Regions from separate parts of the Homo sapiens genome. Here region 2 is linked to region 1. Evidence: read pairs that join two places in POLR2A ChIA-PET (ENCODE). Cell type or tissue: PC-9. All regions are shown on one strand. Links, peaks and the distances in the headings refer to the core of each region. The heading gives the core; the rest is flanking DNA.

Region 1 (6,373 bases), core at 901-4,900:
GAAATATCTCTTTCTAAAATAAAGCATGTATCCACTTTGCCTTGGCATAGGACAGGACACACTGGGCCCAAAATAGCTCCAGTCCTTCCACAAGTGCTGATAGCAACAATGGGTCACCCAGAGCCATTTTCTATCATGAAGGATGGCAGGACCAACTGGTTTGACCACTTTTGCCCCGTATCATCACACCTATACTTGCAATTCTGGCAAATCTGCTATAGTTTATACTTGAATATCTGAGGCTCTAGTTGTTCCCTGAGTGCCTATTTCCATAAAATGACTAAAATCTCCAGATAAGCAGATCCTTTTTCACAACAATATCCACTAAAGCGGTGGTTCTCAAATGTTAGCATGCATCAGAGTTAGCTGGAAGGCTTGCTAAAACCCAGACTGCTGGGCCCATCTCTCAGAGTTTCTGATTCAGCAGGTCTGGAATAGGACTCAAGAACTTACATTTCTAACAAATTCTCAGGTAATACTGAGGGGCTGCTGGTTCAGGGACCACACTTAGAGAACCAAGTGAAGTTTCTGTCAAACCACACTGGATAGGAACAGCACAGCTGCAAATGTACACAGCAGTCTATACACTCAGATGTCTCAAGCCTGACACTGGAGAAGTTTTGAGTAGAATCAAAACAGAATCACCATTAGTACAAACCAATCACCAATTACATTTGTGGGAAAGGTTTTTGGTTTAAGCTTCATCTCTGATCATCAATGGGGGAAAAACAAAACAAAGCAATTGTTTGGTGACATATTCAACTGCTTAGTTATTATACTTGCCATCTTAGTTAAGCCCTGTCTTCACAAATGGGTACCCAATATTCTCATCTTCTACCCACTTCTCAAAAGAGGAAACTAAAGTATGCTAACAAATTAAGTGAAATTTGAGATTATGCCATATTAGAAATATTCATTAACATACAAATAGTATGTGAGTGCTTAGAATGTTTAAGGTTTAAAATACATTCTCTTATACAACCTGAACTTAAGGCAAAGTTAGAACTCTTAAAGCAACAAGTACTGGGGGATCACCTCAAGGGGATGATCAGCCCTAATACTTACCTTTTGGAAAATCATATTTACCTGTTCTGGTTTTCTGCTGATAAGAATACTTAGCACCTTGCTGAAGAAACTGGCAAGTAGTGGATTCAAAGGGGAATCGTTTAGGAGGAAGCTATATAATTTCATTAGCAAGGATTCATCTTCTCCCAGTCTATCATTCATCTGGGAGACATCAGAAGTGAGCAACTCACAAGATATATTTGGATACCTAGAAGAACAGGATATTTACATCATCATCTTTATTAACAGTTTAATTACATAAAGATAAACACAAATCAGAAAGGCTTCCCAAGATTTTGTGAAAAAAATAAAATCGTTTACTGGAAATCAGGAAATCATTTCAATCCATTCTGTTCAACCTACCTCCAGACTAAAATAAATTTTCTACTATCTAAAAAATTGTTTTTAAACCAAGCTTTAACAAGAATACATTTTCCCTGAAGAAACTAGAGCGCACCTAGTACTCAGAAGCCCAGAGAGGTCATGCTGCAGGGCCCGGGCCTTCTCCACGATCAGCGAGGAAAGCGGCTGGACGTACGAGCCATCAGGCTACAGCCTCCTCTGGCATGGGAAGCAGCAAAGCTTGCGGACAACTGTGGAGGACACTGGTTTCCAGGAAACTGCACTGCATGCAGCACCTTGTAATGACTTAAGGCACTCTGTAGGGACCTGGACCAGCCTTTATCTTTAGATGGGTTGTAAATGGTACTAAGTCTATATTACATCTTAAGAGAGTAAGCATCCTACTATAATGAAGGGGGGAACAGGACATCAGCCTGGGCTACCAAGGCAGGAAGCAGTATACAAAAAAAATGTTGTCCTAGCTATTTAGGAGGCTGAGATTAGAGGATCACTTGAGCCCACAAGTTTGAGGCTACAAAGAGCTATGACTGTTGCACTCCAGCCTGGGCAAGAGTGAGACCTTGTGTCAAAACCAAAACAAAACAAAACTAGTGCTCTCCACATCAGCCTTCCAGTATCTGGATATCAGCACAGACACAAAGTCAGCCCACCATGAGTCTTCACCATGCTGTCTCTCCTGTAGAAGGCCCACGGCTAAGAACATGACACCTGCTCTATATGGACCCACACAGGCTCTTCTACAGACCCCATGGCTTTAGAAATGCTTGCCTCTGACAACCAGACCACTGACCCTCTGCAAACAGGCAGCAGGTCCATTTCCTCCACTTACTCCTACTATGACAATCTCGTGTCTGTTTTCACTAGCAACAACAGAGACGTTGAGCCTATCCAGACGATACTCTAGCTGACCCAGAATTACTCTGCTCTTACACTCCTCCCTGCTGGACAGCCAGGACCCAGCGCCCCAACAAGTCATCAGGAGTGGCAAGCTCAAAAGCTGAGCAAGACAGAGAGATGGCAAAATAGCCAAACGTGGCTGCATGACAAAAGAAACCAGGGAAGACTGGGGCAGGAGGGACACGTATACGACACACCTGGGGCATCCAAGGCAAGCAAGTGCTGCCTGCAGCAAGACCCTGGCACAAAAAGACCACTGGTGACGAACCAGAAAGCCACGGCACTTGACAGGCTCTGGTGTGAGGCCTAAAGACAGAAGAGTATGAGAAGGTCCCAAAATGAGTCTTTGTATAAAGAAAACAGAAAAGGAAAAAAAAAAAAACAGACCTGGCAGATGTATGGGTCTTTGGGAAGTAAAGTCTCCTCCCTCAATTTACGTAGCATGGGCTTCAAGATGCCAGAATATAAACCCCTGTAAAGTACCCATTATCCCAGGAGTGGGCTGATGCAGCGGTTACAGGTGCAGCTACTAGAGTCACACTAGCTAAGTTCAAAACCGGCCTCTACCACTTACATGCTGTATAACCTTGGACAAGTTACTTAACCTCTCTGGGCCTCAGTTTCCAAGTTAGTAAGATTAAGACAATAGTCCTTATCTTATGGAGGAGGGGAGTAAAAAAGGCTGGGAAGAGGGCCTGGCATAAAGTAAATAAGTGTTTAATAAATGACAGCTGTTTTCATTCCTCTTTATTTTCACTATAAAATGGCAGAATGCTGCTAGAGTGGGTTGGGGAGATGCACTCACTCAACTGTCTTAATGTGGAAACTGCTGACAAACAGAAGATCAGTAAAAGGCAAGCGGACTCCTGGCTGTGAATCAAATGCATGAGTGTTTTCTCCAAACTCTGACAGAGAAAGTCCAGATGAGCAACTTTAAAATTTGTTCACTTTTTCTAGGTGACTGGGTGGTATGACCTAACTCAAGAAGCATGCATAATGTTAGCCATTACACAAAAAGCTCAGAGTTCTGGTTCCAGACAGGCTGGGGCTACTCTCCTTCCCTCCCTCCTTAACATTCAAGAAGCTTCTCAAGGCCGAGCGCGGTGGCGCACACCAATAGTCCCAGCACTTTGGGAGGCCAAGATGGATGGATCACCAGAGGTCAGGAGTTCATGACCAGCCTGGCCAATGTGGCAAAACCCCATCTCTACTAAAAACACAAAAATTAGCCAGGTGTGGTGGCACACACCTGTAGTCTCAGCTATTCAGGAGGCTGAGGCACAGGAATCACTTGAACCTGGGAGGCAGAGGTTGCAGCCAGCTGTGACTGCGCCACTGCACTCCAGCCTGGATGACAGAGCAAGACTCTGTCTTAAAAAAAAAAAAAAAAAAAAAACAGCAGCTTCTCAAGCACCCAAAGATGCCTCCACTCCACCCTCGGCAAGACCCCTCCTCCTCCATAGGCTCTGACCTCGCTTCCTTTGCCTGAGAACACAGAGAAGGCAATCAGAAGGGAACCCAGCCCTATCACATCCCCACCTACAGCTGGGCACTTCCTCCTCGCTCCAGGGGAGTGGCCCTTGCTCCTGAGGTCATCTCCTGCATGTATGCTCTGGACCACATGCCCCCACCCCCGCCCACTCCAGCACAATGCATCACTCGGCGGCCTGCTCCCTCACACTGGCTGTGTTTCCTCTGTGCTGCAACGTTCTCACAGGTCATCACTTCCATTTAGGAAAAAACAAAACCCCACACCACCCCTGACTCCAAATCTGCCTCGACCTACCACTTCCTCTCTGCTCCTGTTACAAGAAATCACTTCAAAGAGTTGTCTCTGCTTGCCTCCAGGCTTTCACCTGGGCCCCTCCAAAGAACCTGTACTGATGGGGCCCATGATCTCCATGTTACAAACTGAGTGGTTTCTTATGAGCAGTACCGCTAACCCACTGTCCCCCCTCCTTCCTGAAGCCAGACTTCCCTTGGTTTCCAGGGTAGCAGCCCCCAGGTTCTCCTCTTGCATCCAATCACTCCTCCATCCCTCAGTGGAACCCAGGCCAGCCCACACTACCCATCTCCAGTTTCAGAAGCTTTCTTCTAGCTCCATCAGCTCTGCAGGCGATCTCATTCAGCCTTGTGGCTTTACATGTCCTCTGTCCACCTACCACTAGGCCTCATCTCCACCTCATGTCTAACAGGCATTTCAAATGTGACAGGGCCAGACCCAAACTCCTGCCCTTTCCCTCTGCAATCTTATTTCACTGCCATAAAGCCACTCCATCCTCTTAACTGCCCAGGCCAAAATCCTCATAGTCACTCTTGACACTTTATCTCCCATTCCATACCTAGAGGAAACCCCTTCAGTTCTAACTTCATCTAGTGCCTCTGGAAATCTGACCGCTTCTCAACAATCAGGTCCACTAAGATCTTGTTTTTCTCTGCTGATCACTGCAGCCAACTGTACTTCCACTTCTGTCCTCCTACAGTCCCTAACCACAGAGCAGGCAGAGCACTCCTAAGGAACAAAGTCAGACTATGGCACAGGTTGCAGGAAGTCAGGGACCCCAAACAGAGGGACCAGCTGAAGCCATGGCAGAAGAACGTAGATTGTGAAGATTTCATAGACATTTATTAGTTCCCCAAATTAATACTTTTGTGATTTCTTATGTCTGTCTTTACTGCAATCTCTAAATATAAATTGTAAAGATTTCATGGACACTTATCACCTCCCCAAATCAATACCCTTGTGCTTTCCTATGCCTGTCTTTACTTTAATCTCTTAATCCTGTCAGTTGAGGAGGATGTATGTCACTTCAGGACCATGTGATAATTGCCTTAACTGCACAAATTGTACAGCATGTGTGTTTGAGCAATATGAAATCTGAGCATCTTAAAAAAAGAACAGGATAGCAGCGATGTTCAGGGAACAAGACAGATAACCTTAAACTCTGACCGCAGGTGAGCCAGGCGGAACAGAGCCATATTTCTCTTCTTTCAAAAGCAAATGGGAGAAATATCGCTCAATTCTTTTTCTCAGCATGGAACATCCCTGAGAAAGAGAATGCGCACCTGGGGGTAGGTCTCTAAACTGGCCCCCCTGGGTGTGGTCATCTCTTATGGTCAGTGCAGAGGTGAGACAGACTCCAGTCTCCCATAATGCTCCCAGGCTTATTAGGAAGAGGAACTTCCCGCCTAACAAATTTTGGTCAGACGGGTTGATCTCAAAACCCTGTCTCCTGATAAGATGTTATCAATGACAATGGTGCCCAAAACTTCATTAGCAATTTTAATTTTGCCCCGGTCCTGTGATCTCGCCCTGCCTCCACTTGCCTTGTGATATTCTATTACCCTGTTAAGTACTTGATGTCTGTCACCCACACCTATTTGCACACTCCCTCCCCTTTTGAAAACTTCTAATAAAAACTTGCTGGTTTTTGTGGCTTGTGGGGCATCACGGAACCTACTGACATGTGATGTCTCCCCCGGACGCCCAGCTTTTAAAATCTCTCTTCTGAACTCTGTCCCTTTATTTCTCAAGCCGACTGACGCTTAGGGAAAACAGAAAAGAACCTATGTGAATATCGGGGCAGATTCCCCAACATGCACACATTTGCTCAAAACCCTCTGGTGGCTTCCCATCTCATCCCAAGTATAGCAAGCATCCTGGCTGAGCCTACCAGGCCTTGCATGGCCTGTCTCCAGAGGTGCTCCACCTTCACTCCAACCCTCCCTCCTTCCATTTTCCCTCATTCACAATGCTGCCCCTTCTCTGGCTGCCCAGATGTTCTTGGGGCACACCAAGCACATGAGCACATTAGTGCTTCCACACTTGCTGTTCCCCCTGCCTGGATGTTCCTGGTTGTAAGTGCCCACCTGGCAACCCCCTTAATTCCTGCATGGCTCTGACCAGATGGCACCATCTTAATTAGGCCTTTCCTGAGCTCCTCTGCCCACCCCACCACCTTCAGCAGTCCCTGTCTCGTCATGCTTCATTTTTCTCCAGAGGTCTTATCTGAAAAATTATTGGGGGACTTTTTAGTCTGGTTTACCC
Region 2 (4,995 bases), core at 1-4,000, 240 kb after region 1:
AACATTCCTGTTCCAAAAGGGAGAAATCTGTCAAAAGAAAGGGGCTATAGGCCCCAAGCAAGTCCAAAACCCAGCAGAGCAATCATTCAATCTTAAAGCTCCAAAATAACCTCCTTAAACTCCATGTCCCATAGCCAGGGCACACTGGTGCAAGGGGCAGGCTCCCAAGGCCTTGGGCAGCTCTATTCCTGCGGCTTTGCAGAATTCAGTCCCCATGGCTGCTCTTACAGATTGGAGATGAGGGCCTGCGGCTTTTCCAGGTGCAGGGTGCAAGCTGCTGGTGATCTACCATTCTGGGGTGTGGATGGTGGCGGCCCCGTCCCGCAGCTCCACTAGGCATTGTCCCAGTGGGGACTCTATGTGGGGCCTCCAACCCCACATTTCCCCTCCAATGGGAAGGCTCTGCCCCTGCAGCAGCCTTCTTCCTGGGCTCCCAGGCTTTCTCATACATCCTCTGACATCTAGGTGGATGGTGTCAAGCTTCCTTCACTCTTGCACTCTGCACACCTACAGGCTTAACACCACATGGAAGCTGCCAAGGTGTATGGCTGGAACCCTCTGAAGCAGCAGCCTGAGCTGTGACTATGGCCCTTTGAGCCAAGGCTGGAGCTGGAACAGTCTAGATGCAGGCAGGGAGCAGTGTCCTGAGGCTGTGCAGAGCAGCAGGGCCCTGTGCCTGGACAATGAAACCATTCTTTCCTCCTCATCCTCTGGGCCTGTGATGGGAGGGTTGTGGAAGATCTCTGAAATGCCTTTGAGGCCTTTTTGCCTCTGAGGCCTATTTCCTATTGTCTCAGTTATTGGCAGTCGGCTCCTTTTTAGTTATGCAAATCCTCTAGCAAGAGGTTACTCCACTGCCGGCTTGAACTCCTCTCCTGAAAAAGCTTTTTCTTTCTTTGTCACATGGCCAGGCTGCAAATTTTCCAAACTTTTATGCTCTGTTTTACCTTTAAATATAACTTCTAACTTTAATTCATTTATTTGCTCCTGCATTTGAGCATAGGGAATTCAAAGAAGCTGGGCCACATCTTGAATGCTTTGCTGCTTCAAAATTTATGGCCACGCTTGGTGGCTCACACCTGTAATCCCAGCACTTTGGGAGGCCTAGGTGGGCAGATCACGAGATCAGGAGATCGAGACCATCCTGGTCAACATGGTGAAACCCATCTCTACTAAAAATACAAAAAAATTAGCTTGGTGTGGTGGCGCAGACCTGTAGTCCCAGCTACTGGAGAGGCTGAGGCAGGAGAATTACTTGAACCTGGGAGGCAGAGGTTGCAGTGAGCCCAGATCATGCCACTGCACTCCAGCCTGGTGACAGAATAAGATTTGATCTCGAAAGGAAGGAAGGAAGGAGGAAGGGAAGAAATGTCTTCCCCCAGATGTCCTGGGTCATCCCTCTTATGTTCAAACTTCAACAGATCCCTAGGGCATGAAAATAATACAGCCAAATTATTTGCTAAGGCATAACGAAAGTGACCTTTGCTCCAGTTCCCAATAAGTTCCTCATTTCCATCTGAGACTCATCACCCTGGCCTTGGCTTGTCCATATCACTGTCAGCATTTTGGTCACAATCATTTAACCAGCTAATCGGGAGGCTGAGGCAAGAGGATCACTTGAACCCAGGAGGTTGAGGCTGCAGTGAGCTGTGATCACATCACTGCAGTCCAGCTTGGGCAACAGAGCAAGATCCTGTCTCAATAAATAAATAAATAAATACATAAATAACTTAAGTTTATTTAAAGCTGCATCTTTGCCACCATGGAGAAAGGCCAGGCCAGCTCCTTCTCTCTTTCTGCACGTGTTCCTCCCACCTCAGCTGCCTCCGCTCCTCAAGGAGGAACAGAGGGAGTAGGAAAGGCCATCCCAGGAGGCCCAGCACCCCATGACCTGGCTCTGGGGCCTTGTGGGTTTATGGATTCCCAGTGCTGAGTCATCCCTCACAGGCTCTTGTGGGCACCTTGGACATTGCTCAGAAGCATCTGGTCCCCGGGAACACACCTTTTCCTGATCATCTGGGAAGGGCAGCTTGTGCCAGCGAGGCCACCTGTTCAGCGCCACGGCCCGCCAGACAGCTGCAGCCACAGCCTTGCCTTTGATCAGAGCAAACACCAGACATGTGTGTCATGCCCCCAACCCATCTCCAGGGGACACATGTCCTTTCTTGCCAGGCCTGAGATGAACAAGAGAGGGACAAGTCCCCAAGCCTCTCTCTCCTTCCCGCCTCACCCACTCCGCTGTTAGATTCTCAAGGTGGATGGTGGGCTAACTAGGGCAACCGACCATCCTGGTTTACCTAGAACTGAGGGGGCATTTTCAGGAATAAAACTGCAAAAGTCTGGAGCAAACAGGAGCAAGTTGGTCACTCTGGGGCTGGTGGAGTCAGGTTTCCTTCTGCAGGCCCCCTCCCCGCAAGCATGGGTGGAACCCAGGACAGGAACACAGAGCAGGCCCCAGGACCGGGCTTGTCACTTACAAGTCTTTTTTTTTTTTTTTTTTTTTTGAGATGGAGTCTTGCTCTGTCATCAGGGCTGGAGTACAGTGGTGCCATCTTAGCTCACTGCAACCTCTGCCTTCTGGGTTCAAGTGATCCCCCTGCCTCAGCCTCCTGAGTAGCTGGGACTACAGGTGGCACCACCACGCCCAGCTAATTTTTTGTATTTCTAGTAGAGATGAGATGGCCAGGCTGGTCTTGAACTCCTGACCTCAAGTGATCTGCCCGCCTTGGCCTCCCAAAGTGCTGGGATTACAGGCGTGAGCCACTGTGCCTGGCCCCACTCACAAGTCTTAAACCATGCCTCAGCACATCAATGCCATTTACAAAAAGGTAGAGGGATTTTTCCAGGCAAAAATAGATGAAAGACATAGGCTGATTGATCATGTCCTGCTTAAAAATAGATCTGATGCTATTAAGAATTGTGGGCTGGGAGCGGTGGCTCACGCCTGTAATCCCAGCACTTTGGGAGGCCGAGGCAGGCGGATCACGAGGTCAGGAGATCGAGACCATCCTGGCTAACACAGTGAAGCCCCGTCTCTACTAAAAAATACAAAAAAAATTAGCCAGGCATGGTGGCGGGCGCCTGTAGTCCCAGCTACTCGGGAGGCTGAGGCAGGAGAAGAATGGTGTGAACCTGGGAGGTGGAGCTTGCAGTGAGCCGAGATCACACCACTGCACTCCAGCCTGGGCGACAGAGTGAAACTCCATCTCAAAAAAAAAATAAATAAATAAATAAGAATTGTTAGTATTTTGCAGGTGTGACAAATGATTCTGTTTCTGTGGCAGAATGTTCTCAGGAGATCTCTTTTGAACTCTCATGGAAAGCATCATGCTGTTGGCAACATCACATTTATTTTTATTTATTTATTATTTTTTAGAGACAGGGTCTTGCTCTGTTGCCCAGGCTGGAGTGCAGTGGCACAATCACAGCTCACTGCAGCCTCAACCTCCTGGGCTCAAGCAATCCTCCTGCCTCAGCCTCCCAAAGTAGCTGGGACCACAGGCGTGAGCCACTGCACTCAGCCCAATGTACCTTCAATATTTACATTTCTGGCAAAGGTAGCAAAACCTTAACAAATTTTGAATCTAGATAATAAAATTATGAGGCTGGGTGCAGTGGCCCTGACAGGGATGGCTCACATCTGTAATCTCAACATTTTGGGAGGCCAAGGTAGGCGGATCACCTGAGGCCAGGAGTTTGAGACCAGCCTGGCCAACATGGTGTAACCCTGTCTCTAACAAAAATACAAAAAAATTAGCCAGACGTGGTGGTGCACGTCTGTCATCCCAGCTACTAGGGAGGCTGAGGCAGGAGAATTGCTTGAACCCGAGAGGCAGAGGTTGTGATGAGCCGAGATCGCGTCATTGCACTCCAGCCTGGGCAAAAGCAAGAGCGAAACTCTCTCTCAAAAAAATAAAAAAAAAATAAATTAATGAATTAATTAAAATAAAATAAAATAATGGATAGTCACTGTAAAGAAAAAATAAATGTATATATCAGCCAACAAGTGATGGAATAGAGCACCCCATCTCCCTGGCTGGACAGATACATCCCACAACACCTGGAAGGCGGCTCCATGTAGAACTTTCTGGACTGCTTGAGGTGCTGTGCTGGAGCACGGTGACAGAGGAGCTGGACCATGGACCTCCCCCGGCCCCCACCAAGGGCGAGGTCCCCCTGTGGTGGGTCTGAGGGAGGCATCCGTATGGCCTCTGCGGCTTGGGCAGGGAATTTGGGGTCCAAGTACTTGGTGCAAAGCCTGGAAAGAGGGTTTGGGTGCTGAGGGCATATCCCCTGGGCCACATGGGGGCAGAAGTGGGGCCCCCTGAAGCTTGGAGTCCTGGGCAGGGGCATCTATTTTGCTGTCTGAGGCCTTCAGTACTTGAAGCAAAATGGAGGCAGAATGTCCCACCTTAATGCCCCTGATTCCTCCAAACCAATTCCAGAGACAGCAAGGGCCAGAACAGGGATGGCCCTGCCCAGGGTCATGCAGCGAGGAAGTGGCCAGGCTGGGATCTGAACCCAGGCTAATCCCCTCCCTTGTCCTCCTCCAGGCCCTCACCCCTGCATAGAGCCCTCCAGCTCACTCATCCTCGGCCAGCTCCATCTCCTCAGCTTGTAAACGCCACGGGATTCTCCCTTCTTAAAAACAAAGGCCTGGCCAGGCACGGTGGCTCATGCCTGTACTTTGGGGTGGCTCCCAGCACTTTGGGAGGCCAAGGTGGGCGGATCATGAGGTCAAGAGATTGAGACCATCCTGGCCAGCATGGTGAAACCCTGTATCTACTGAAAAAAAAAAAATTAACTGGGCATGGTGGCTAGCTACTTAGGAGGCTGAGGCAGGAGAATCGCTTGAACCTGGGAGAAAGAGGTTGCAGTGAGCCAAGATCGCGCCACTCCACTCTAACCTGGCAACAGAACAAGACTCCGTCTCAAAAAACAAACAAACAAACAAATAAACAAAAAAAGGCGGAGCGCGATGGCTCGCGCCTGCAA

Evidence for each region. ChIA-PET counts read pairs that join two places held together with the same protein. Peaks named below come from ENCODE experiments on the same cell type or tissue, not always from the same donor. Only the 100,000 strongest peaks of a DNase experiment are listed, where the experiment ranks them.
Region 2: POLR2A ChIA-PET joins it to region 1 with 5 read pairs; 1 of 35 experiments calls an interaction of 5 or more read pairs at or near these places.

Annotation. Positions count from the first base shown.
Region 1 is chr11:68,539,738-68,546,110 of GRCh38, reverse strand. PPP6R3 (protein phosphatase 6 regulatory subunit 3) reads right to left here. Exons shown (of 24, transcript NM_001164161.2): 4 at 1,087-1,273. Among named protein-coding and RNA genes, the nearest start is that of PPP6R3, 82 kb to the right of the region's middle. RefSeq lists enhancers at 1,860-2,360, 2,361-2,861, 5,122-5,827. In PC-9, for the core only: no CTCF peak of the experiment used is centred there; a DNase peak (open chromatin) is centred at 3,280.
Region 2 is chr11:68,299,855-68,304,849 of GRCh38, reverse strand. It overlaps a transcript of LRP5 not described here. Among named protein-coding and RNA genes, the nearest start is that of LRP5, 10 kb to the left of the region's middle. RefSeq lists an enhancer at 3,865-4,612. In PC-9, for the core only: no CTCF peak of the experiment used is centred there; a DNase peak (open chromatin) is centred at 1,959; H3K27ac peaks cover 1,222 bases.